Regions from separate parts of the Homo sapiens genome. Here region 1 is linked to region 2. The links are chromatin loops, found by intact Hi-C in ENCODE. Cell type or tissue: PC-3. All regions are shown on one strand. Links, peaks and the distances in the headings refer to the core of each region. The heading gives the core; the rest is flanking DNA. Region 1 has its middle 22 kb from the start of ASB18. Region 2 overlaps ASB18 (ankyrin repeat and SOCS box containing 18).

Region 1 (12,632 bases), core at 1,933-9,932, 61 kb before region 2:
CAATTATAGCTCAATAAAGTTGTGGGTTTTTTATTTTTTATTTTTTTGAGATGGAGTCTCACTCTGTTGCCCAGGTTGGAGTGCAGTGGCGCTATCTAGGCTCACTGCAACCTCTGCCCCCTGGGTACAAGCGACTCTCCTGCCTCAGCCTCCCAAGTATCTGGGATTACAGGTGCCCCCACCACACCCAGCTAATTTAAGCCGCCCAAAGTGCTGGGATTACAGGCATGAGCCACCGTGCCTGGCCATAAAGTTTAAAAAAAAAAAAAATACTTTGCAATGTTTCCTTTTGTGCAAGGTGACCCATGTACTTTCTCTGGTTTTGTGCAAATCATCCTATGGAAACCCGAGTTTGCTCACTGCATTTTTGTGATCCCTTCCAGTGGTGATTTGGCAACTAGTGTAGACCAGTGTGTTCAGTAGGATAGCTTCCAGGCAAGGAAGTGCTGCAAAGACCCTAATGCAACCAGATCAAGGGATAATGCCCCACTGTGGCTCATGGCTCTCCGTCAGCCCACACCTCCTCTTTCCCGGCACTCCCCAAGGCTGTGTCCATGGCAGCCAACCTGCCTCCCTATTTCTTTCTCACTAGTCACCCCTTGTCTTCTTGTCCCAGGTGCCTCATCCTTGGCTTTGTCTCTTCTCTATCCACAGTCACCCTCTGTATAGCATCATCTCACCAAAAGGTCTCAAATGCCATCTAAATGCTGATGGCTCCCAAATTTCTGTCTTCCAGCTGGACCTTTTCCTCAAACTAAAAATAGTGGAGTGTTTCCAACTGCCTACTCAACCCCTGCCTTGGATATATAATGATGAACTCCAACTTTAAAAGTCCAAATTTGATGCCCTGGGTTTACCCACTGATGCCTGTTTCCCCCCAAGCCTTCCCCACCCCAGTCATGGACACTCCAAGCTCTGGTGGCTCAGCCCAAAAGCCTAGAGTCACCCTGGGCTCCTCCTCCTCTCACATCCACATCTGATCCATCAGGAAATCCTGACTCCTCTATCTTTAAAATATTTTCAGTTTCCAAATTCCTCTTATGCCATCCACTGCTACTGCCCTGGTCCAAGCCACCAACTCTCACCTGAACTGTTGCAGTAGCTCCCTAAGTGTCTCCCTGGTCCCACCCCTGCCCCCTGTAGTCCACCCTCAGATCCTTTCAGCAACCAAGGCAGGTGAGTGTCCTCTGCTCCAGACCTCCAGTAGCCTCCCACCTCCCCCAGCAGAAAAGCCAACCTCCTCATAATGACCTTTAAGCCCCTCCGTGACTTAGCCACCCTTCATCTCACTGCCCTCCAGCCCAGTGAAACTCCTGGCTGTTCCTCAAACACAGCTAGCACTTTCCTTGCCCAGGGGTCTTTGCACCTGCTGTCCCCTTGTCCTGGAACACTCTTCCACCCACCCCTCAGTATCTGCATGGCTCCTTCCTCTCTTCCCTTGGTGTTTGCTCAGATGTCGCCTTATCCAAGGAGGCGTCCAGATCACGCCACATCAAAAAGCAGCCACCCTTCACCCCTAGTGCTCCTCATCTTTATTTTCCTTCAAGGCACTTTGTGGCCTCCAAGGTGTTTATTTGTTCACTGTCGCCCATTGGAGCATGGGGACCTTTTCTCTTGTTCACTCCTGTGACCCTGGTGCCTGGAACAGGGGATTACTAACTGAGTTCCTGAATTAACCAGTGTGTGCTCAGCCCCCTCTTCACCCTTCCCCTGCTTCTGCCGGGCTTTTGCCTCCCTAGGAAGCCCCCCGTCTGCCTCATACACCACTCTCGAGCAGGTTCAATGTCACCCCTTCCACGAAGTCCTCAGAATACATTCCAAACTCACAATCATCTTTTTTTTCTTATGAACTCCTCCATCACTTACATATCATGTCTACCATCCTTGCCTTTGACATCATGCATTAAAATGTTCTCTAGACTTAGGACTGGCTGTCAGTCATATTATAAAGCCTCAGCAAGAGGGATTATGTGGTTTTAATGTTTCTATCCTGTGCCCTCTTACAGAGTCTGGAACTGAAAAGACATTAAGCACACACTTGATAACTCTCTATTTTGCCCCAACGTCCACACTTGAGGGGTCCCAAACTCAGGAGTAGTGGGCCACTCAGGGAGCGCTACCCTCAGCAGTGGGTGACCCAACTCCCTACAACCCCAGGCAGTCTGGAAGGTACCAGGAGAGTGAGCCCCTCTTCCTCCTGAGCACATATTTCCCCCACCCCAATAGTGGCTTTGTCCCACTGGTGGAACAGGTGAGGGAAGGGGATTACCACTGCAGGACAAATGAGGCTCGCAGCTCATCTGCCAGAGGGAGAGCAGCAGCTCTGCAGAAGCACAGGTTCCCAAACATGCAGGCTGGTCCTGCAGATCCGAGTGAAACCAGCATCCCCTCCCCTCCTACCTGGGTTCCCTCCCTCCATCCTACCCAGCTTTCCCCTCAAGCCATCTGCGCCACTGACAGGGGATTGGAATGGGCTGCATTTCCCTGCCCAGCTGGGCTCGGACATCCCCTTCCTCGGCTGTCACAGAGGGAATGTCTGGCATCCTGTGTAAATTTGTTTGGTGCCTGGAAGCTCTTCTTGGTGATAACTGGGCTTCTAATTGATTCTAGACATGGGGGCAACTGGACTCTCCCATGCTCTACTCCAGCCGTCCTTCACAGGGCAGGGACTTGGGCGGGCTACATGAAGAATCAGTCACAGCCAAAGGACACAACCCACCTCCAGCAATGGCCACCTCTCAAAGAAGGCACAGCCAGGTCAGGATGGCAAGCGGCCAGCTTGCTATTTTCTTTACCATTTAGAAGGCAAGAAACCTAGGAACGGCTGCATGGCCTTCGGAACTCTTCAGTAGAAACGACAGATGATTCTGATTGTTGACTTGTGGTTACTTCCCCTCCACCCTCCTCCTTCTCACCACCAACAGAGAGGGAGCTTCGAACCAGAATACATTTGAATGGCAAAATAATTTATGCTTAATTAGGGTGCTGGATTTAAAATTAGAAGTGTAAATGCATAATCACATGGATTGTTTAATCTCATTGTTTTGCCACTCATTAGCCACTCTTTAAGAGATCTGTGACACAGGAGCCTTCTCTCTACCCCCAGGTTATCCTTTCCTCTCCTTCCTAGAAATTATGCCAGATTCACCTTCCTAAAACAGCACCTGGTCATTTCACAAGCTTTCTCCAAGAAATTATATAGTTGCTCATGAACAGTTGATCCCTGGTGTTCAGGACCCTCCCTGCTGCCCCAGCCCCTTCCATCTCACCCATCTCACCCATGCCCTCCTCTCCTGCTGGCCTGGTCTACACACCTGTTGGTGCTTCCATATCATATCCCTTTGCTCACCCACCTCCCTCCAACCAGGAAAACATTCTACCTTCCAAAATTATGCCCATCCCTTGGATTCCAGTGCAAAAGCCACCCGCCCATGAGTTCCCTGGTTACTGTAGCAAGAAGTTGCCTCCCCACCACCACCACTTATTGCCCAGGCTGATCAAGTTCCTTATTTTATGTTCTTGTCTCCCCACTTCTTTTGGCTAGATGCCCCTAGAGACCATGAACCTTGTTCTGCAAGCCTAGCACAGAGACTTACTAGAATAATTCTTCAGGATTGAGGACAACTGAAAGATAGACCATGTCTCTCCTTAACCCTTCGTGATAGATCAGAGAATAAGACATGTGACAGGCTCATAGCAGGAAGCATCCCTTACTGCAGGTGCCACTAACACTCATGGTCTCTCCATGCTACCCACCCATTTTCCCTTTGCTCCTAATCAGCTACCTCTCTGATATGGTTTGGCTGTGTCCCCACCCAAATCTCATTTTGAATTGTAGTTCCCATAACCCCCATGTGTTGTGGGAGGGACCCAGTGGGAGGTAATTTAATCAGGGAGGGGCTGTTACCCTCATGCTGTCCTCATGATAGTGAGTGAGTTCTCACGAGATCTGATGGTTTTATAAGGGGCTTTTCCCTCTTTGCTCAGCACTTCCCCTTTCTGCCATCATGTGAACAGGGATGTGCTTGCTTCCCTTTCCACTATGATTGTAAGTTTCCTGAGGCCTCCCCAGCCCTGCAGAGTTGTGAATCAATTACACCTCTTTCCTTTATAAATTACCCAGGCTTGGGTATGTCTTTATTAGCAGTGTGAGAACAGACTAATATACTCTCCCACTAACCACAACAGCCATTTCTAACATTTACTGCTGCGCAAGCTCTGTGTCCAACCATCTCTGCCTCTCTCTCAGCAAATGATTCTGACTCTTATTTTATTAAAAGAAAAGATACCACTAAACTTCCTCTCTCACTAATCTGGACTCCCAAGACAAACTGACATCTGTCTGTCCATCCTTCTTCCCTCCTGAACCAGTGGGTGTGTTCCTGCTTCAGCTGGAGGTGGGGCCCCTAACTCTCTGTGATCATCAGCCTTTCGGCTCTATCATTTTCTTCCTCTGGCTGCAGTACCTTCCATATAATGAAGTTTCTCTCTGTACACTTTTACTTTTTGGGATACAAGCATTCTCAAAGCTCTGCAGTCCCACACAATGACAGGTCCATCCTTTTCCCTTCAAACCCTGTCTCCTTGTGACAGTGGACACTCAGTCTTCTCTTCCCTCTGGTCCAATTCTCAGCAAGGCGCAGCCTGCCTTCTGCCCCTGGGGTTTGACCAAAATGGTTTCACCTCATCGTCTGTCCTTCTGCACTGCTCTGTGCCACTCAACACCGCTGATGACTCCCTGGCCTCAGCATCCCGCTCTGCCCTGGGTTCCGTGCTGATCCCCACTTCTCTGGTCATCCCCTCACACTTCTGTGCGTGCTCTCCTTCTCCTCCATGCCCCTGGGTGTTGGAGTGCTGGGGTTCTGTCCTTAGCTGCTTTTCTCTCTCATTCTCTGGGTTTCCTGGGTGACCTCCTTCAAGAATATCATCTGTTGATGACCCTGTATTTGTTCTCCTGGTCCAGAATCCTCCCAGACATGAACATCTTACCACACCCAAGAAATCTCCATCTATATGTCCTGCAGGTCTACAAGTGCGACAAGTTCAAAGTTGTTCCATCATTTCCCCTCTCAGAACAGTTCTCCTCTTCTGGGTGTTTCCGCCTGCCCTTAACCCCACAGGCACACAGCCCTGTGGCTCTTAATGCCTCTCCCTCACCGTCGTTTCAGACTCTCCAGTCATTGCTCATCTCCCTACAGGGAAGCATGACTCAGCTGGCCTCCTGTCCCAGATAATGTCCCATTAATCCATTCTCCACAGCCCAAGGGAAGCCCACACCACCAGCAGTTAGCCATGTGCACAGAGCCAGAACCAGAGAGCCAGCGACATGAAGCAGATGTCACATGACTCCTGGTCAAGGTGGCCTCAAGCTGCTGCCTCACAGGACAGAGGATTTAGCCTGTGGCTCTTTACTCTTTGGAGGCCAGGGGGCTCTCCCATGGACAGGATTTAGGAGGCCCACAATAGCATTTGCCCCTCTTGCCTTTTGCTGACAAACCCCCTTCTGACTCACCCTTCCTGGGTGCATTGATTCATTGCGTCATCTCAGAGTCAAGACTTACGGACCTGAAAACCATTCCCTCTCTTTTTACATTTTTATGTAAACTATATATAAATTACATCTGTAGTGTACTGTCTTATAAAATAAATAGATGCTCATTATAGAAAAAATATAATACAGATAAGTCAACAGAAAAAAATGAAAGGCATCCTTCAACTCTTTTCTGTAAATAAATACATATTTTTTACAAATATGGATCATAATATGCATTTGGTTTTGAAACCAAACGTGCACTTAACAATAAACTGTAAACAAATTTCCATGCCATTAAATATTCTACCAACACAGCATTTGTATGGCCACATAGAACTCCAATGAATCAATGTACCATCATTTACTTAGCCAATTCCCCATCGTTGGATATTTGGGTTGTTTCCAATTTAAAGGGGTTTAGTAAGCGGCCCCTCCCAGGGAAACATTCCCCCTATGGGAATCGCTTGCAATCTTCCAAATGACAGTTTTTCAGCTCCAACAGTCTTGAGATCTAATATCCACCGAGGACTCTTTCTAGTCCATCTCTTCTAGTCCATTAGTCTGTTAATTCCCACACTCATACCACACTTCTAATCACTGTCACTTTGTACCTTCTAGGACGTCCCCAATCTTTTACTCACTCCTCAAAGTTTTCTAAAGTAGCCTCATAATTGTATTCTTTAATTTTTAAAAAAATAGCTTTCAGTATGGTTACAAAAATAAGACCATTTTGTTGTAAAAAACTGAGAACACACAAATAAAAATTGTAAACACTCATTTAGAAATAACCATGGTTAATATTTGGAATCTTCCATCTTTCTCTAAGCAAATTTTAAACATACTTTACCAAAAATGAAATCATGTCATGCCATACATTCCGTCCTGCAGAAACTTTACGTCCGCCAGAAATGTACAGAAACGCCCCTTTCCTACAGGCTTCCCAGCATATACACACACATTTTCAAAGTTTTATCAATTTAATATTTTAGTTGGCATTTCTTTGAATATCAGTGAGATTAAACATCACTTTCAGGAATTTACTGGCATTTTGACTTCTTTCTTGTGAATTGGCTGTAACTGTCATTGGTCCCTTTTGCCATCAGAGATGTGGAAGTGTCCTTATTGAATATTAAGAAGCCCTTGACATGCGAAGTTTTGACCCTCTGTCACATTTCTCACAGGTGCCCTTTCCACTTAATTTTTAAGGCTTTTTGGTATTTGGAAGTTTAAAATTGCTTGTGTGGGCAAATCTATCTTCAATATTCTACCTTTGTCTTGAAGTTTAGGAAGCCCTTCTTCACCCCAAGGAAATAAAAATGTGTATCTACATTCTCCTTTAGTGGTGGTATGATTTCATTTTCATTGTTTAAATTTTTAAATCATCTGGGATTTCTTTTGGTGCATGGGATGACAGATTTAACTTGTATTTTTTCAGTTATGCCAACTGCATTTGTTGACAATCCTTCCTAGAATCATGACTTTAAATGTCACTCTTTTTGTTCGGGCTGCTACAAAACAACACCTGCAACTGGGTAGTTAAAAAACAACATAATTTTGTTTCTCACAGTTCTGGAGGCTGAGAGTCCAGGATCGAGAGGCTGGCAGATTCATTGTTGAGGGTCTGGTCTCCATGTTCAAGATGGCGTCTTGATGCTGCATCCTCTGTTGGGGAGAAACGCTGTGTCCTCACATAGCAGAAGGTGGAAGGACAAAAAGGGCTAAATACTGCATGAAGCCTCTTTTATAAGGGCCTTAAATCCCATTCATGAGGAAGGAGCCCTCGCGGCCTAATCACTCTTACAGGCCCCACCTCTTAAAGCCATCACATTGCGAACACTTGAATTTTGGAGGGGACACATTCAAACCATCACAGCCACTATTTCATATTCTAAACCTATTTATTAGTTCTGTTTCTGAATTTAGTATTCTTCTCTTCATCTTGCAAACATTCTTTTGCCACTACCACACTTTAAGAATTATTGCAGCTTCATAACATATTTTGTCGTTTGGCAAGGCAGATTTTCTTCCAAAATTCTTTTATTGTATTTATTGGACATTGTTATGAATTTATTTTCCCAGGATCCCTCCTTCCACAACTTGCCCAATTTTCTAACTTCGCTGGTATATAGAAAAGCCATTAATTCTATCATTTAAGGAAAGCAATAGGCTAGCTTACCAAACACTTTTATAAGCTCTAATTAATGTTTCTCAATTGATTTGCTTGGATTTTCTAAATAGATAGCTATAACATTTGCAGATAATGATCAATCATTCTGATTTTCCTTTAAGATATTTATCATTCCTGTTTCTTTTTCCTGTCCTATCACAATGGCTAAAACTTCTCAAAGAGTGTAGAATACTGTTAGGGGTCCCCTTGACTACATGCTTCCACATGGTAAAGGTTGCATTTCTGTGATGCTCCTGACCTTCCTCTAATTCTCATATTTTTCTTCTTGGGAGCATTTGTTTGGGAGAAAGAATTTGCCTGCATGGCTTAGCCTTTTCTAGATTCTCTTTGAATCTGCCATCTGAGAAGGCAGCGTTGTCTGGTTTTCTCTGCTTCCTGAAAGAGCCAGTCCTAGCTGGGTGTGGGTGGAGAGAGTCAGAGCTGCCAGTGACTGTGGTATATTGTCTAATTCAGGGACTGCTGGCAAGCTCCTCTGGCTTCAGATCTAAAGCCACATGCTGCAGTTGGCTTTATCAGTAATGAAGCTGACATTTTGACCCATGTGTCTGATGACTCCTCTCAATTGATTTCACACTGAGACAGGGAAGAAGTGGTGATAGTGAGCTTGCTTGTTTTGCTCTTGACCATAGTAAAAATCAGCATTAAATATGATGTTGGTTGTTACCTTTGGACAGATAATCTCTACCATGTAAGAAAGTATCCTTTAATTCTAGCTTACTAGTTTTAATAAGAAATGGATATTTAATGGTATTCAATGTTATTGTATCATCTATTGAGACACAATCGTATTTTATCATATTTTTTTATTTTTTCTCATACTATGCCAAAGGATGGTAAAATATGTTAATAGTATTTTTAAAGCTAAACAAATTTTGCAATCCTACAATAAACTATTTGATCACATGTATTATTCTTTGAGCACTTTCCTGGATTTGATTTGTTGCTATTCTACATACAATTTTTTATCTCTTTTTATGTCAACAGTTTTTGGGGTACAGGTGTAATCAAAGTTTTTGATTACATGGATAAGCTCTTTAGTGGTGAATTCTGAGATTTTAGTGCACCCATCACCTGAAGTGTACACTGTACCCAATATACAGGCTTTTATACCTCACCTCCCCAATATTCCCCCCCGAGTACCCAAAGTCCATTATATCACTTTTATGCCTTTCCATCCGCATAACTTAGCTCCCACTTACAACTAAGAACATACAATATTTGGGTTTTCATTCGTGAGTTACTTCACTTAGAATAATGGCTTCCAGGCCAGGTGCAGTGGCCCACGCCTGTGATCCCAGCACTTTGGGAGGCCAAGGCAGGTGGGTCACTTGAGGTCAGGAGTTCGAGACCAGCCTGGCCAACATGGTGAAACCCCTGTCTCTACTAAAAATACAAAAATTAGCTGGGTGTGGTGGCACATGTAATCCCAGCTACTTCGGAGGCTGAGGCACGAGAATCCCTTGAACCTGGGAGGTGAAGGTTGCAGTGATCCGAGATCACAACACTGCACTCCAGCCTGGGCAATAGAGTGAAACTCTGCCTCAAAAATATAATAATAGTAATAATAATGGCTTCCAGCTCCATCCAAGTTGCTACAAAAGACATTATTCATTATTTCATTGCTTTTTATGGCTTAGTAGTATTCCATGGTGTATATATACTACATTTTCTTTATATACTTGTGGATCAATGGGCACTCAGGTTAGTTCCATATCTTTGCAGCTGTGAATTGTGCTGCTATAAAACATTCAGTGCATGTTTCTTTTTCATATAATGACTTCTTTTTCTTTGAGTAGATATCCAGGAGTGGGACTGCTGGATCAAATGGCAGTTCTACTTCTAGTTTTTTAAGGAAACTCCATGCTATTTTCCATCATGGTTGTACTAATGTACATCCCCACCAACAGTGTAAAAGTGTTTCCTTTTCACCACATTCATGCCAACATCTATCGTTTTTTGACTTTTTAATTATGGCCATTCTTGCTGGAGTAAGGTTGAATCTCATTATAGTTTTATTTTGCATTTCCCTGATGATTAGTGATGTTAAGCATTTTGTCATGTTTGTTGGTCATTTGTATATCTTCTTTTGAGAAATGTCTATTCATGAACTTTGCCCACTTTTTGATAGGATTATTTGCTTTTTTATTGCTAATTTGATTTCCTTGTAGATTCTGGATACTAGCCCTTTGTCAGATGCATAGTTTGTGACTACTTTTTCCCACTCTGTGAGTTGTCTGTTTACTCTGCTGATTATTTCTTTTGCTATGCAGACATTTTTTAGTTAAATTAGGTCCCATTTATTTATTTTTAGTTTTGTGGCATTTGCTTTTGGGGTCTTAGTCATGAATTCTTTGCCTAAGCCAATATCCAGAAGAGTTTTCCCGATGTTATCCTCTAGAATTTTTATGGTTTTAGGTCTTAGATTTAAGTCTTTGATCCATCTTGAGTTGACTTTTGTATAAGGTAAGAGATGGAGGTCCAGTTTCATTCTTCTGCACATGATTTGCCAGTTTTCCCAGCACTATTTATTGAATAGTGTGTCCTTTCCCCAATTTATGTTTTGCATGTTTTGTTGAAGATCAGTTAGCTGTTAAGTATTTGGCTTTATTTCAAGGTTCTCTATTCTGTTCCATTGGTCTACATTCCTATTTTTATACCAGTGCCATGTTGTTTTGGTAACTATAGCTTTGTAGTATAAGTTGGGTAATGTGATGCCACCAGATTTTTCCTTTTTGCTTAGTATTGCTTTGGCTATGCAGGCTCTTTTTTTGGTTCCATGTGAATTTTAGGATTGTTTTTTCTAGTTCTGTGAAAAATGATGATGGCATTTTTGTGGGAATTGCACTGAATTTGTAAATTGCTTTGGGAAGTATGGTCATTTCTCCATTCATGAGCCTGGGATATGTTTCTATTTATTTGTGTCATCTATTTCTTTCAGCAGTGTTTTGTAGTTTTTCTTGCAGAGATCTTTTACCTTCTTGGTTAAGTATACTCCTAGATTTTTTTTTTTGCAGTTATTGTAAAAAAGATTGGGCTCTTGATTTGATTCTCAGCTTGGCTGTTATTCGTGTATAGCAGTACTACTGATTTGGGTACATTGATTTTGTAACCTGCGACTTTACTGAATTTGTTTATCAGATCTAGGAACTTTTAGGATGAGTCTTTAGGGTTTTCTAGGTATATGATCATATCATCAGTAAACAGTGACAGTTTCACTTCCTCTTTCCCAATTGTGATACCCTTTATTTCTTTCTCTTGTCTGATTGCTCTGGCTGGTACTCCCAGTACTCTGTTGAATAGAAGTGGTGAAAGTGGGCATCCGTGTCTTGTTCCAATTCTCATGGGGAATGCTTTCAACTTTTCCCTGTTCAGTATGATGTTGGCTGTCAGTTTGTCATGAATGGCTTTTATTACTTTGAGGTAAATCCCTTCTATGTCTATTTTTTTAGGGTTTTTATCATAAAGTGATGCTGGATTTTGTCAAATGCTTTTTCTGCATCTATTGAAATAATCATATGTTTTTTTATTCTATTTATGTGATATATCACATTTATTGACTTGTGTATGTTAAACCATCCCTACATCCCCAGTATAAAACCCACTCAATCATGATGTATTGTCTTTTTGACGTGCTACTGTATTTGGTTAGCCAGTATTTTGTTGAGGAGTTTCACATCTATGTTCATTGAGGATATTGGTCTGTAGTTTTCTTTTTTTGTTATGTGCTTTACTGGTTTTGGTATTAGGGTGATACTGGCTTCACAGAATGATTTAGGGAGGATTCCCTCTCTCTATCTTTTGGAATAGTTTCAGAAGGATTTCAATGGATTCAGGAGAATACCAATTTTTCTTTGATTGTCTCTAGAATTCAGCTGTGAATCCATCTGGTCCTGGATTGTTTTGTTGTTGGCAAGTTTTTTTGATTACTGATTCAATCTTGCTGCTTGTTATTGGTCTGTTCAGGTTTTCTGTTTCTTCCTGATTTAATCTAGGAGAGTTGTATGCTTCCAGGAATTTATCCATTTTCTCTAGATGTTCTAGTTTTTTTATATACAATTTTTGCAATTATATTTGTAATTGATGTTACTCTGGCTTTGTTTGCTGTTGTTCCTGATGGCTATTATGTTTGTTGTGTTTTATTTTGTCTTTTTCTAAATATTTATTTGACAATATTTTTAATTTCCTCAACAAAATTGATAGACTTTGGCTTTCTACCTTTTCACTATTTCTTTTTTTTTTTTCTTTTTTTTTTTTTTTTTTTTTTTGAGATGGAGTCTCGCTCTGTTGCCCAGGCTGGAGTGCAATGGCACGATCTCGGTTCACTGCAAGCTCAGCCTCCCGGGTTCACACCATTCTCCTGCCTCAGCCTCCCCCATTATTTCATTTTTGTTTCTTTTTATTTTCCTGAAAAATTATCCATTTCATTAACACTTTCAAGTGAATTAAAATATATTTTTTTAAATATTAAAAATTTTACTATCTAGTTTTAGCTTCCTTTCCCAAACGCTATGTATCTGTGCTCATTCTCTTTTTTTTTTTTAATTGACCTTGGTAGAGGTTTTTTTTTACATTTTCTTTTTTAAAAGATATTTAGTTTTTCAATCATTTGAACTATTTTTCTATTTATTTCCTTCATTTCTAAATTTGTTAGTTCTATATTCTTGCCTTTTTAGTTTTATTTTTATATTATTTTCTCTGTTGTAAAAGTGCTTAGTTCTTTTATTTCCCTTCTTTCCTTGTTTCATAATAAAGACATTTAAGGCTACAAATTTTCTTCTGAAGACAACTTTGGCTACCTTCCACAAATTTTTTGATGTACTCTCACTGACATTCATTTGAAGCTAAATATCTTATTACTGATTTGATTTCTTCTGTAACCTGTAAGTTATTCATTTAAAATTTTTGTTTGTT
Region 2 (12,632 bases), core at 2,957-10,956:
ACATATCTCACTACATACTATTTTAGCTGAATCCCACAAATTTTAATATGTGTTTTTACTTTCGATCAGTTTTAAATACTTTCTAATTTTCTTTTTTTTTTTTTGAGTCATGGGTTATATAGAAGTATGTTATTGAGTTTCCAAATATGTGGGGATTTTCCAGATATCTTATGATTTCTAATTTAATTCCATTATGGCTAGAAAATTTACTTTGTATGACTTTAGTCCTTTTTAAATTTACTGAGAATTGTTTTATGATCCAAGATATGCTATACCTTGATAAATGTTTCATGTATACTAGAAAAGAATGTATATTCTGCAGTAGTTCAATGTAGTATTCTATAAATGTAAATTAAATCAAATTGCCTAACCATGTTGTTTAATATTTCTATATCCTTGCTGATTTTCATTGGACTTGTTTTACAAGTTATTGAAAGAAGAGTGTCAAACTCTCTAAGTATAATTGTGGATTTGTCTGTTTCTCTTTGCAGTTCTGTCAGTTTTTGTTTCAAGTAATTTGAAGCTCTATTATTAGGTACATAAATGCTTAGCATTATTCTGTCCTTTTGAAGAACTGACCTTTTTATCATTATGAAATTATTTATCTTTAGTAATATTCTTTGGTCTAGGCCAGGTGCAGTGGATCACACCAGTAATCCCAGCACTTTGGGAGGCCAAGGTTGGAGGATTGCTTGAGGCCAGGAGTTTGAGACCAGCCTGAGCAACATAGCGAGAACGCTTAGCCAGGGGTGATGATAATAAAAATGTATTTCTCACAGTCCTGGAGGCTGGGAAGTCCAAGATCAAGTTGCCAGCAGATTCATTGTCTGGTGAGGGCATGTTCTCTGCTTCCAAGATGGCATTGTGTTGCTTCCAAGATGGCATTGTGTTGCTGCATTGTCACATGGCAGAGGAGCAGAAAAAATGGAAGAGGCAAATTTAATCCCTCAAGCCCTTTTATAAGGGCACTAATCCCATCTATGAGGGCCTAATCACTTCCTAATGACCCACCTCTTAATACTATTACATTGGGAATTAAGTTTCAACATGAATTTTGGAGGGACACAAACATTTAAACCATAGCACTTGTCATGTGGACCTCTCTAACATGAAACTTGTTTCATCAAAGTATGCAAGCTGAGAAGACAATAGAGACAATCTGCTTGCAAGATGGAATTTACAATCTTCTGTAATTTATTCACCAAAACAACCTCCTGTCACCTTTGCAATAGTCCATTGGTTAGCGGCAAATCAAAGGTTCTGCCCACGCTCAAGGAGAGGAGAGAAGAGCATGGACACCAGAAGATAGACTTCAGTGGGGGACCATGCTAGATACTGCCTACCATACCATCCTTTCATTTTTTAACTTACCTGAGTCTTTATTTTTTAAGTGGGCTTCTTGTAGGCAGATTATAATTGAGTCTTGCTTTTTTTAATCCAATCTGACAGTCTCTGTTTTTTAACTGGGTGTAGATCATTCACATTTAATGTAATTTTGATATGGTTAGGTTCAAAACAAATGTCTATTTCTTTTCTATTTGGTTCATCTATTATTTGTTCTCTTTATCTTCTTTTCTACCTTTTATTCTGAACATTTTTAATGATTTCATTTTATCTCCTTTTTTGGCTTACTAGATATAACTTTTTGTTGTGTTAAGTGATTTCTTTCTGGTTTATAGTATACATCTTTATTTTATCACACTCTACCCTCAGGTAATACTATTCTACTTCATGTGTAGTATAAAAACTGTATGGCAGTATACTTCCATTTCTCTCCTCCTGGCCTTTGTGCTATTATTGGTAATATACATTTTACTTCTATACAAAAGTCCTGCAATACATTGCTATTATTTTTGTTTAAACAGAGGATTTTCTTTTAAATATATTGAAGTAATAAGAAACAAGTGTTTATGTTTACTCATATAGTTACCATTTCCACTTCCCTTCATTTATTTGTGTAGCTCCAAGATTCCATCTAGTATCATTTTCCTTCTGCTTGAAGTGCTTTCTTTAACATTTCTTGCACTGTATGTCTAATGGTAATGGGTCCTTTCAGTATTTGTATGTTTGAAAAAGTCTTTATTTCACCTGAGTATTTGAAAGGTATTTTTGCTGGGTAGAGCATTATGAGCTGACAGTTTGGTTTTTTATTTTCTTCTTATTTTTTCTGCACTTTAGACCCATAACTCTACTGTCTTCTAACTTAAATTTTTTAAAATGAGAAATCTACTATCCCCTTTTTATCTTCTCAAACAGGTGGAATATAGTTATAACAACTGTTTTAATGGCCCTGCCTACTAATTCTATCACCTGTGTCATTTCTGTGTCACTTATTTATTTATTGTAGAGTTGAGGTCTTGTTTTGCTGCCCAGGGTGGTCTCAAACTCCTAGTTTTATCTTTGTTCTTTTATAGCTAATAAATATCCTTTTATCTGGCTTTAAGATTTTCTCTAATCACTGGTTTTAAGCAATTTGGTTATGAGGTGCTTTGATGTAGTTTTATGTTTCTTTTTATTATTATTATTAAATGGTGTCTCACTCTGTTGCCCAGGCTGGAGTGCAGTGGCATGATCTCAGCTCACTGCAACCTCTGCTTCCCGGATTCACATGATTCTCCTGCCTCAGCCTCCCAGATAGCTGGGATTACAGGTGCATGCCACCACACCAGCTAATTTTTGTATGTTTAGTAGAGCCAGGATTTCACCATGTTGGCCAGGTTAGTCTTGAACCCCTGACCTCAGGTGATCTGCCCACCTTGGCCTCTCAAAGTGCTGGGATTAGAGGTGTGAGCCACCATGCCAGGCAAGTTTTCTTTATGTTTCTTATGCTTGGGATTCATTGAGTATCTTGGATCTGTGGGTTTATATGCTTTTCATCCAATTTGGAAATATTTTGGCAATTATTTCTTCACATTTTTTTTCTATACAACCAGTACTCTCCTTCAGGGACTCCAATTATACATATACTATGCCACTTAAGATTGTTCCACAGTTCACTGATGCTCTGTTCATTTTGCTCAGCCTCTCTCTCTGATTGATTGATTGATCTTCTCTTCTGAAATACCTGATCTGCCATGAACCTTATCCACTATATTTTTATCTCCAACATTGTAGTTTCAATTTCAGAATTCCAATCTTAGGACTTATATTTCTGTATTTTACTTAACATGGTCAGTCTTTCCTCTAGCTTCTCAAACAGGTGGAATATAGTTATAACAAGTGTTTTAATGGCCCTGCCTACTAATTCTATCACCTATGTCATTTCTGTGTCATTTATTTATTTATTGTAGAGTTGGGGTCTTGTTTTGCTGCCCAGGATGGTCTCAAACTCCTAGTTTCAAATGATTCTCCTGCCTCAGCCTCCCAAAGTGCTGGGATTACAGGCATAAGCCACTGCTCCCAGCCTCTGGGTCACTTTTGATTTTTTGGTTTTTTCTCTACATTTCATTGGGTGTTTGATATTTTTGTATTCCTGTCAATATTCTTGATCTCTGCTCTGGAATGTAAAGTTACTTGGAAATAGTTTGATCCTTTTGGGTCTTGCCTTTAAGCTTTATTAATCAGAAGTCAATCGGTGGTTAGTCTAAGGTTAATTTTTTTTTCTGCTACTGAGACAACTCTTTTTGGTACTCTCTCCATACCTAATTATTTATAAGGTTTCACACTTTGGTTGCTGAAACCAGCCACTATTCCTGAACCTGTGCATGTGATGAGCACTGCACCGTTTCTGTCCTAGAAACTTTCTGGTAGAAATCCACCAGCCCACACTCTCAACCTCTATGCACACAAAATATTTGACATATTTCAGTCGGTTCTAATCCTTCCTTTCAGGTGGCTCTTTCCACAGCTTAGGTAGTTTCCTCATGCCCACACACTAATTGGTATTGAGCTGAATAATCAAGGGGGCCCTCTGCAAAGTTCTTTCTGTGTGAAGCTTTCTCCTCTCCAGCACCCTACCCTACAAACTCCAGCTGTCCTGGCATCCCTAGACTTCCAGTGCCGTCTCCTCCACTCAGCTCACCAGGCTCTGCTGGGGTCCCCTTCATAGAACCCTCAGCCTGAGAGCCCAGAGGCCCTTTGGGAGGTTGAGAAATCCAATACTGCCAATCATATTGGGGAGTAAGTTCCAACCTTGTGACACATTTCCATCCTTGGCTACAAGCATTCTCCACTTTCCACCAGGAGGCTTTCTTTCCAACTATTCTTTAGACATGGATTAATTTCTACCTTGCATTCACTTCCAATTTTTGTTCTTGACTCATCTGATAGATGATTTGCTGGGATGTAAAAAGGTATCATCTTGTGAAAAAATTATAGAAATTCCATTTATTTTGAAACACACAGCTCCAAGGTCAACCAATATTGACTCCATTCCTGCAAGCATTCAATCACCAGTTATTGAACCCTGTAAGGGGCTGAGGCTGGGCTGCATTAGACATAGTCCCTGCCCTCAAAATGCTTGCAGTTTCAGGGAAGAGGAAGGTAATGCTATGGCAATGTGTCAAACATTGGACCAGAATATGTCAGATATATTGTATGCATGGAGGTTAAGAATGGGATGCCAGTGGATTTCTACCAGAAAGTTTCTAAGACAGAAAGAAGCATCAGCTTCATTAAAGGACATAAGCCAACCAAATCAATTGCAAAAGTCTTTCTACATACTAAGAAAAGAGGCAAAATTATTCAATTGTGTATTGATTGCATTCAAGTTTGATCACATTTTCATACTATACAATTTTATATCTACACATAGATATTTTACCACATTTGAGGCCCAGGTTGAATTCTAATTCCAACACTTACTAGCTGTGCAACATTGGACAAGTTATTTTTCTATGTCTCTGTGTTCTCACTTGTAAAATAGGGTTGATAATTGAGCCTACTACATAGGATGGTTATGAGAATTAAATGAATTACTATAGCTAATTTGCTTAGAAGAGCACCTAGCATATAGTAAGGAGCAGGTGCTGACTGCAATTGTTGGGGCCTCATGTCTAATCACTGTATTTCTTTTATAGGAATTGAAACTATATTTTACTATTTCAAATTCATTTGGGGGCTTGATGTTTCTTTCCTTTATCTCCATAGTTATTGGTCATTTATGATTTATTTGCTATAATGTCTCTAGTCAAGAACATAACTCCCCATTATAACATGTTCCTATGGAAAATATAACCCATTTGATGATATTCCAAGTCAGGGTATTCACCATTCCTCCCTCCCCGCCTTGCCAAAATGCATGGCTATATTTATTATTCTCTTGTTCAAAATTAAGTTCTTTAAATGCAACATGGTATCCTGTATTAGATCCTAAAACTGAACATGAACATTTGTGGGAAACATGGTAAAATCCAAATAAAGTCAACAGTTTGGTTAATAGTCTTGTACCATTGTTAATTTCTTAGTTTTGACAAATATACCATAATAATATTAGATATTAACTTTAGGGGAAGCTGGGTGAAGCGTATTCAGAAACTCTCTATGCTATCTTTGCAACTCCTCTGAAAATCTAAAATAATTTAAAAATAAAAAGGTTTTTAAAAATCAAGTCTGCTTCATACCTTGGGCCCCAACTCCTCTCCCACTTTAAAGGATCAGAAAAATATTGCTTCTTACTAAGAAATCAGAATGCAGCACCCAATCATAGCACAAAATAAACACAAAATGCTGTGAATCATTGCAACACTGCTGAAGAGACGCCAACAAGCTTACATTTGGACACCATAAGGAGCTGAGGCCATATGCAGACCACCAGAGCTACTCAGCTTACACACTGAACAATAGAATCTAATATCCTGGCTTCCGTTGGTTTTACAAAAATCATACAGGCCCAGGCCATTGTTTAATAAGGACTTTTTAAATGTCTTTTTATTAAAGTGGGGATTTAAAAAATCTCTCTTCTTCTGTCTTCCTCTTCTTCCTCCTCTTTCTTCTTTCTTGTTTCATTTTCTCTTCTCTGTGTCGCTCTATGGGAGTCTTTCCCTTTGGCTGTTTAATTTGACACTCTTGACTTATTTAAATCCAGATTATTGGGGGAAAGTTTAAGATAAGTGATGAATCAACCAGCATTTCAGGCAGAACTCTGTAACAGCTGACTTAGAATCCCTTCAATATCAATGATGATAATGGAATATGCTGGCAGGTCCCATTGAACACCTCTACAATAACACAGCCAACTACCTTGAAGGATAAAAAGTTAATAGATGTCGAAAGGGCCTGAGGTTTTGACCATGGCTTTTCAGCTCTAAAGAGTCCCCCTAAAGTCATACTCTGAGGAGGTCTGGCTTCAGGTAGTATAAACATTATCACTTTGACAAGAAAGAGCTACTTTCTCTGCAATCTTTTTAAACACAGTAGATTTTAGGTCATCCTTAATTTTTTTACCTCACAGTAGAGAGGGGGTCGCTGACCTACATACAGAGCCATTCCATTTTCTGACTCTTGATGACAATGGTCTCCACACCTAGGGACCCCGTTCTGCTCCATCCCCTTTTAGTTGGCAATTCGCCATGGGCACAGGACTTTAAAACCTTTGAGTCTCTGAGTTCCTGGGATTAAAAAAAAAAAATTACCTGTGCTTCCTTCCAACCAGCAAGCTTCAGAATTCAGAATTCAACACACTGAAAGGGATATCAGAGCTTTAATCTAGGAGCCTTTTGAAGAGATTTTCCCAAAAAGAAAAGTTACAGTAAAGTAACTGTGTTCACATTAGCAGCCTGCATGCCAGCCTCGCCCTATTTGTTATCAGATTCCTCTCCTTGACCCTTTTTATTCGAGATAATTAAAATAAGAAAAGAATGTGTTGACGCCCTATTCTTTTTCTTGTCTATAGCTGTCTCGATTTAAACAAAAGTGAGAATGACTTGCTTTCCTCACGGAATTTATTAATGAAAAGCATGCAAGTTTACTTTTTTGTCCCAGGTGTGTTAATTCAACTGAATGAAAAATAAATCATGTGGGCACAGTGGCTCCTGCCTGTAATCCCATCATTTTAGGAGGCCAAGGCTAGAGGATCGCTTGAGCCCAGGAGTTTGAGACCAGCCTGGGCAACATAGTGAGACCCCATCTCTGCAAAAATTAGCAAGGCATGGTGGCACACAACTGTAGTCTCAGCTACTTGGGAGGCTGAGTCTGGAGGATCACTTGAGCCCAGGAAGTCGAGGCTACAGTGAGTCATGATCATGTCACTGCACTGCAACCTGAGTGACAGAGTGAGACTCTGTCTTAAAAAAACAAAAAATAAATTAAAAATGATTCATGAGCTGGAGTTGGATCTATAAAAGCAGCTAATTATCTTATGGGTGGGGGGACCCAGCAGTCTCCACCTAAGAACAGGAAGTTCACCTGCCTGAGATGCCAGGCTCACAGGCATTGATACATAATCCAGAAAACAATACATTCTTTCCACATCCCAGGTGAGTGACTGATTGGTTATTCAAGTAGAGAGAAGAACATGGTCTTGTTTGATAGGACTTTAAGGCATCTTGAGGAATACTGAAGAATGAGATCTCAGAGAAGAATGAGATCTCAGAGAAGAATGAGATGTCAGAGAGAGGCGGCACCCAATAGATGATTTAATATTTGCAGAATGTCACACATTCCTGAGCATGTGCAAATGTCTTATTTCCTCTGAGCCTCTCAGGCCTGCAAGGCATGGTACACAGATTAGAAAACCAAGGCTCAGAGAGAGTCCGTGTTATGCCAGTAAGGTTGCACAGAACGGAAACCAGTAGAGCCAGGACCCAAAGCCAAAGGTTGTGAGAACAATGCTAAAAGATTGCATCTCCTTTGTTAACTGAAGTTTTTTTCCCAAAAACTGTCTGTAATCAGGAAGTAGCTCCACTTATCTCTGGCCACCTCCCTCCAAACATGCTGTGTTACAAGTGTGTCCCCTTCCCTGCCCCTCAATGGCATCCCAGGTACATTCTTCAGCTTTCTGGTCACTTGGCAAGTCCCATTTTAATATCCAAAAGCCAGTCCAGGCCAAATCAAAACTTTACACTCAGGGCAAAAGCCTCGATCAGACACTTTATGAACAACATACAAATGGCCAATAAGCAAATGAAAAGGTGTTCAACATCATTAATCATCAAGGACATGCAAATGAGACCACAAATAAATATTCACCATTTCACATGCATTAGAATGGCTAAAAAAAAAAAAAAAAAAAAAAAAAAAAACCTGACAACACCAAATGTTGACAAGATCAGGGAGCAACTAGAACTTTCATACATAGTTTTGGGTGGGTAAAATGATATCTCTTTGGAAAACTGGCAGTTTCTTACAAAGTTAAATACATACCTACCAGTAATTCCATTTTTAGGTGTTTACCTAAGAAAAATGGGAACATATGTCCCCAGGAAGACTTATACAAAAACGTTCATAGAAGCTTTATTTATAATAGTCAAAAAATAGAAACATGCAAATGTCCATCAATATCAATGGGAAAATGGCTTAAAATTGTGGTATATCCATACAATTGAATATGACTCAGCAATTTAAAAAAAGAATGAATTACTCCATGCAGGCAACAGTATGGATGAATGTGAACAGCATGATGCTGAGCAAAAGAAGCCAGATACAAAAAAGTGGAAAATTTTAGAAAATGCAAAACTAACCCACTGTGAGAAAAATCAGCACAGTGGTTGCCTACGGGGGTTATGACTGACTGGTGGTAAACACAGGAGAAATTCCTGGCAAAATGGAAATATTCTATGTCTTCATTGAGGTATTGGTTACATAGGTATATTCCTTTGTTGAAATTCATTCAATTGTGCTCTTAAGACCTGTGCATTTCTGCGTGTGTACCTCACAGAAGTTATTGTATTAAAATATACATACATACCTACATGCATACAATGTTTCTCTCATCCAGTTTAAAGCTCCCCCCACCTCACCCCTATCCCTGTCTAAGAAGCTAATAGAGTCTTTTCTTTTCCATTTCCTCCTTTTCTTTCCACTCACTCTGATGCTACTGGGTCTTCCTCTTCACCTAGTATATTGGGACCAGGGGATGAGAGAAAGAGAAAGAAATGTTATGCATGCCTTACTGAGGAAGGCACACCAATGAAGCTTCTAGAAAGTCAAATGCTGCTTAGTGGGCATGTGAAGTGTATTAGGCCATTCTTGCACTGCTATAAAGAAATACTTGACACTGTGAAAGTTATAAGAAAAAAAGCTTAATTGGCTCACAGTTCTGCAGGCTGTACAGGAAGCATAATGCTGGGATCTGCTTCTGGGGAGGCCTCAGGAAGCTTTTTACTCATGGCAGAAGGCAAACAGCAAGCAGGCACACCACACAGTGAAAGCAGGAACAGGGATGGGGGGTGTCACACACCTTTTTTTGGAGACGGAGTCTCGCTCTGTCACCCAGGCTGGAGTGCTGTGGCACCATCTCAGCTCACTGCAACCTCCACCTCCAGGGCTCAAGTGAGTCTCCTGCTTCAGCTTCCCAAGTAGCTGGGACTACAGGTGTGCGCCACCACACCCATCTAATTTTTGTATTTTTAGTAGAGATAGGGTTTCACCATGTTGGCCAGGCTGGTCTCAAACTCCTGAACTCAGGTGATCCACATACCTCGGCCTCCCAAAGTGTTGGGATTACAGGCGTGAGCCACCACACCTGGCTGCCACATGCTTTTAAACAGCCAGATCACCCATGAACTCGCTATCGTGAGGAAAGCACCAAGGGGATGGTACTAAACCATTCGTGAGAGACCTACCCCCATGAACCAACCACCTCCCACCAGGCCCCATCCTGCCCCCAGCATTGGGGATTACATTTCAATATGAGATTTCAGCAGTGATAAATATCCAAACTATATCATGGGGCACACAGTGGAGCTGACTGTACAAATCTTGTTCACTAAATCATTTTTCAGTTTGCCAAGTTTCCATTTACAATGGGGAGAGAATTTGCCCAAAATATCATCATCCACTGCAATCATCCCACACTTCAGAAAAACATAAGATGGCTGGCAGCCATTGCTCCAAGGGAAACCGTGATGATAGAAATGGCCAACCAGTTTCTCTTCTCAGTCGCCCTCCTACCCTGAAGGATTTGTCTATTCACATCAGCCATTTCAATTGTAAACATTTATGTCTGATAGTCTCATAGCTTAGCATCCCGGGAGAGAGGGAGAGAAAAGAAAATGCAGAACAGAAAGGGGTAGATGGAAGATCCCCAAAGGAAAGCCTCAGCAGAAGGTCCAGGGAAATAAAGTGGAACCGCTCCTCCATCAAAGTCGTGGAGCTGTGGCTTCCCCGTCCTTCATCGGAGTCAGCTGGGGCATAGAGCCACAGGAGGAAACCTTCCTGCAGCAGCTTCGTTAGAAAACACGGCTCTGTTTTCCTCCCAAGGCTCCCCTGCAACCTTGCCCCCATAGGCTGGCACATGCCCAGCACCCACCCTGGGACCCAGCCTTCAGCTGCAGCCACCCTTCCCCTGGGACATGTCTCTAGCCCATCTGCCTCCGTGTCATCTCTGAGGAGGAAAAGCAGCAGTAACAGTAATTCAACAAGACGAGCTCATAACACCCATTACCCCCACTGAACACACTGTGTAGTGCTCAACCCCTTCTGTCTGTCAGAAGGGATTCCAGGAGCAGTCACATAAGGAGAACAGGAGAGGGAGCTCAGGATTGCCCAAGGACTCCGGTGACTTAAGGAGACAGATGCTGTATTAGTCCGTTTTCACGCTTCTGATAAAGACATACCTGAGACTGGGCAATTTACAAAAGAAAGAGGTTTATTGGACTTACTGTTCCATGTGGCTGGGGAGGTGGAAGGTGAAAGGCAGCAGCAAGAGAGAGAATGAGAACCAAGCAAAAGGGGTTTCCCCTTATCAAACCATCAGATCTCATGAGACTTATTCACTACCAAGAGAACAGTATGAAGGAAACCACCCCCATGATTCAATTATCTCCCACCGGGTCCCTCCCACAACACATGGGAATTATGGGAGTAAAACTCAAGGTGAGATTTGGGTGGGGACACAACCAAACCATATGAGATGTTTAACATTACTAACAAAATGTTCAGAAGCAATGTCCCTTTCCCCACTCACACACAAAAGGTGACGTTTGAGTCTTGAATGCAGCCTTATTTTTAGCAGCTGTTTGTTGTTGTTGTTGTTGTTGTTGCATTGCTCAGTCAGCATCATCTTTTGGTGGTTGTGGAGTCCTTGTATTCACCACTGGATAGTGGGGGCTGGAGTTCATATCCCAAACAGGACACACTGACTGCAAGGCCACCATCCTCTGCCGGGCCCTGCCCTTTAGACCACTGCTTAAACCTCAAAGATGAACTCCTCACCAAAAAGGAGGGAGGATGCCATCTACCGTGCCAGGTAGCTAGGAGGACTGGGTGAGAACCGGTTACTGTGCCACCCCGTAGAATGAGGTCCATGGGTCGCCTTGCCCTGCCTTCAGTGTCCTGTCGGTGAGTCTGTCCAGGAATTCCTGTGGAGTGATAAGAGGAGAAACACTTCTCCTTACCTCGAAAGGAGCATGGCACATGTTCTCTGCTTATTGAATGAATGAAAAGGTCACTCATAACTTGTGGAAAACGCCTAGAACAGAACCTGCCTCAGAGAAGGTGCTTAACAAATAAAACCAGTGGGAAGGGGCAGTGGAGGGGTGTGTGACTGACAGTGGGAAGCCTCATGAAGCAACGAGACCTCTGCTTTGCCACTTCCTGCCTTATGCATGTCACTGGCCTTTTAAGCCTCAATTTCCCCAACTGTAAATTCCACCTACAATGCAAAGTTGTTTCAGGGACTAAAGATAAATAGTTGTTTAAAAAAAAAAAAAAAGGCCAAGTACTGGGGAATCCAAAAGACCTTTCAGTTCAGAACCAGGAGGCAGAGAAGCAGCATTTCCAGGGCTTTGAATAAAGAGGGTGATCAGGAGGCAGGGGAGACGAGAGAGTGGAAGCCTGGACAGGCTCTGGCTGAGAGAAGAGGTATCTGGGCAGAGCATGCAGGGAGCATGGAGGCTTGGCAGGCAGCTGAGACAGGTGGGAGCAGGTGGGTGAGACAGGTGGGTAAAGGAAGGAGGAAACAGTGGGAGAGCCCAGGCTGAGGCCTCCAGGCCTTGTGCCCTGGGAAGGGACTAGGAAAAGCCAGTGCTTTGGGAAGGTGCTGGAGGGTGGATGGGAGGGTGTGCAGGGAGTGGCCAAAGTCCCACATCCCCCCACCCCATAGACATGAATTGGAATGACATTGATTCAACAGTCCTTGATGGGTTCATCTCTATTAACTCCTGCCTTTTGGCTCAAGTTACTTTTTCTTTCTGCTGTTAACCCTGGGCCCCTGTAACAACCTGTCATTGCAGTCATTATCGAAAACAGAGATGAGGCACCCAGAGATTAATGTGTTTGTCCAAGTTGCTTCATATCAGAAGCTGTTGAGACAACATGGTGTCTCCTTAATCCTTGCAAGATAAAGACAAAGTTGTTCTGACATCCTCAGATGGGAATTCTACCCTTAGATCCCAACGGTGACTGTTCTACCCTGACCCCAGGCCTTTCTGACTTTTGCCTTTCTATCAGGACAGCAGGAAACCCACTCACAAAATCTTGCCTTGGAGTAAAAGGCTCAGCCAAGGCTGGGTCCCAGACATAGACCTGCAAAG

What was found. Hi-C counts contacts between places; a loop is a spot of excess contacts. Peaks named below come from ENCODE experiments on the same cell type or tissue, not always from the same donor. Only the 100,000 strongest peaks of a DNase experiment are listed, where the experiment ranks them.
Region 1: it touches region 2 in a loop (4-fold over the local background); 2 of 110 quality-filtered maps call a loop at or near these places.

What each region holds. Positions count from the first base shown.
Region 1 is chr2:236,279,941-236,292,572 of GRCh38, reverse strand. No RefSeq gene overlaps it. Among named protein-coding and RNA genes, the nearest start is that of ASB18, 22 kb to the right of the region's middle. In PC-3, for the core only: no CTCF peak of the experiment used is centred there; DNase peaks (open chromatin) are centred at 5,192 and 5,492; H3K27ac peaks cover 3,740 bases.
Region 2 is chr2:236,219,734-236,232,365 of GRCh38, reverse strand. All of the region lies in intron 3 of ASB18 (ankyrin repeat and SOCS box containing 18), which reads left to right. LOC124908000 (a long non-coding RNA gene) reads right to left here. Exons shown (of 2, transcript XR_007088137.1): 2 at 10,730-11,459. Among named protein-coding and RNA genes, the nearest start is that of ASB18, 38 kb to the left of the region's middle. In PC-3, for the core only: no CTCF peak of the experiment used is centred there; no DNase peak of the experiment used is centred there.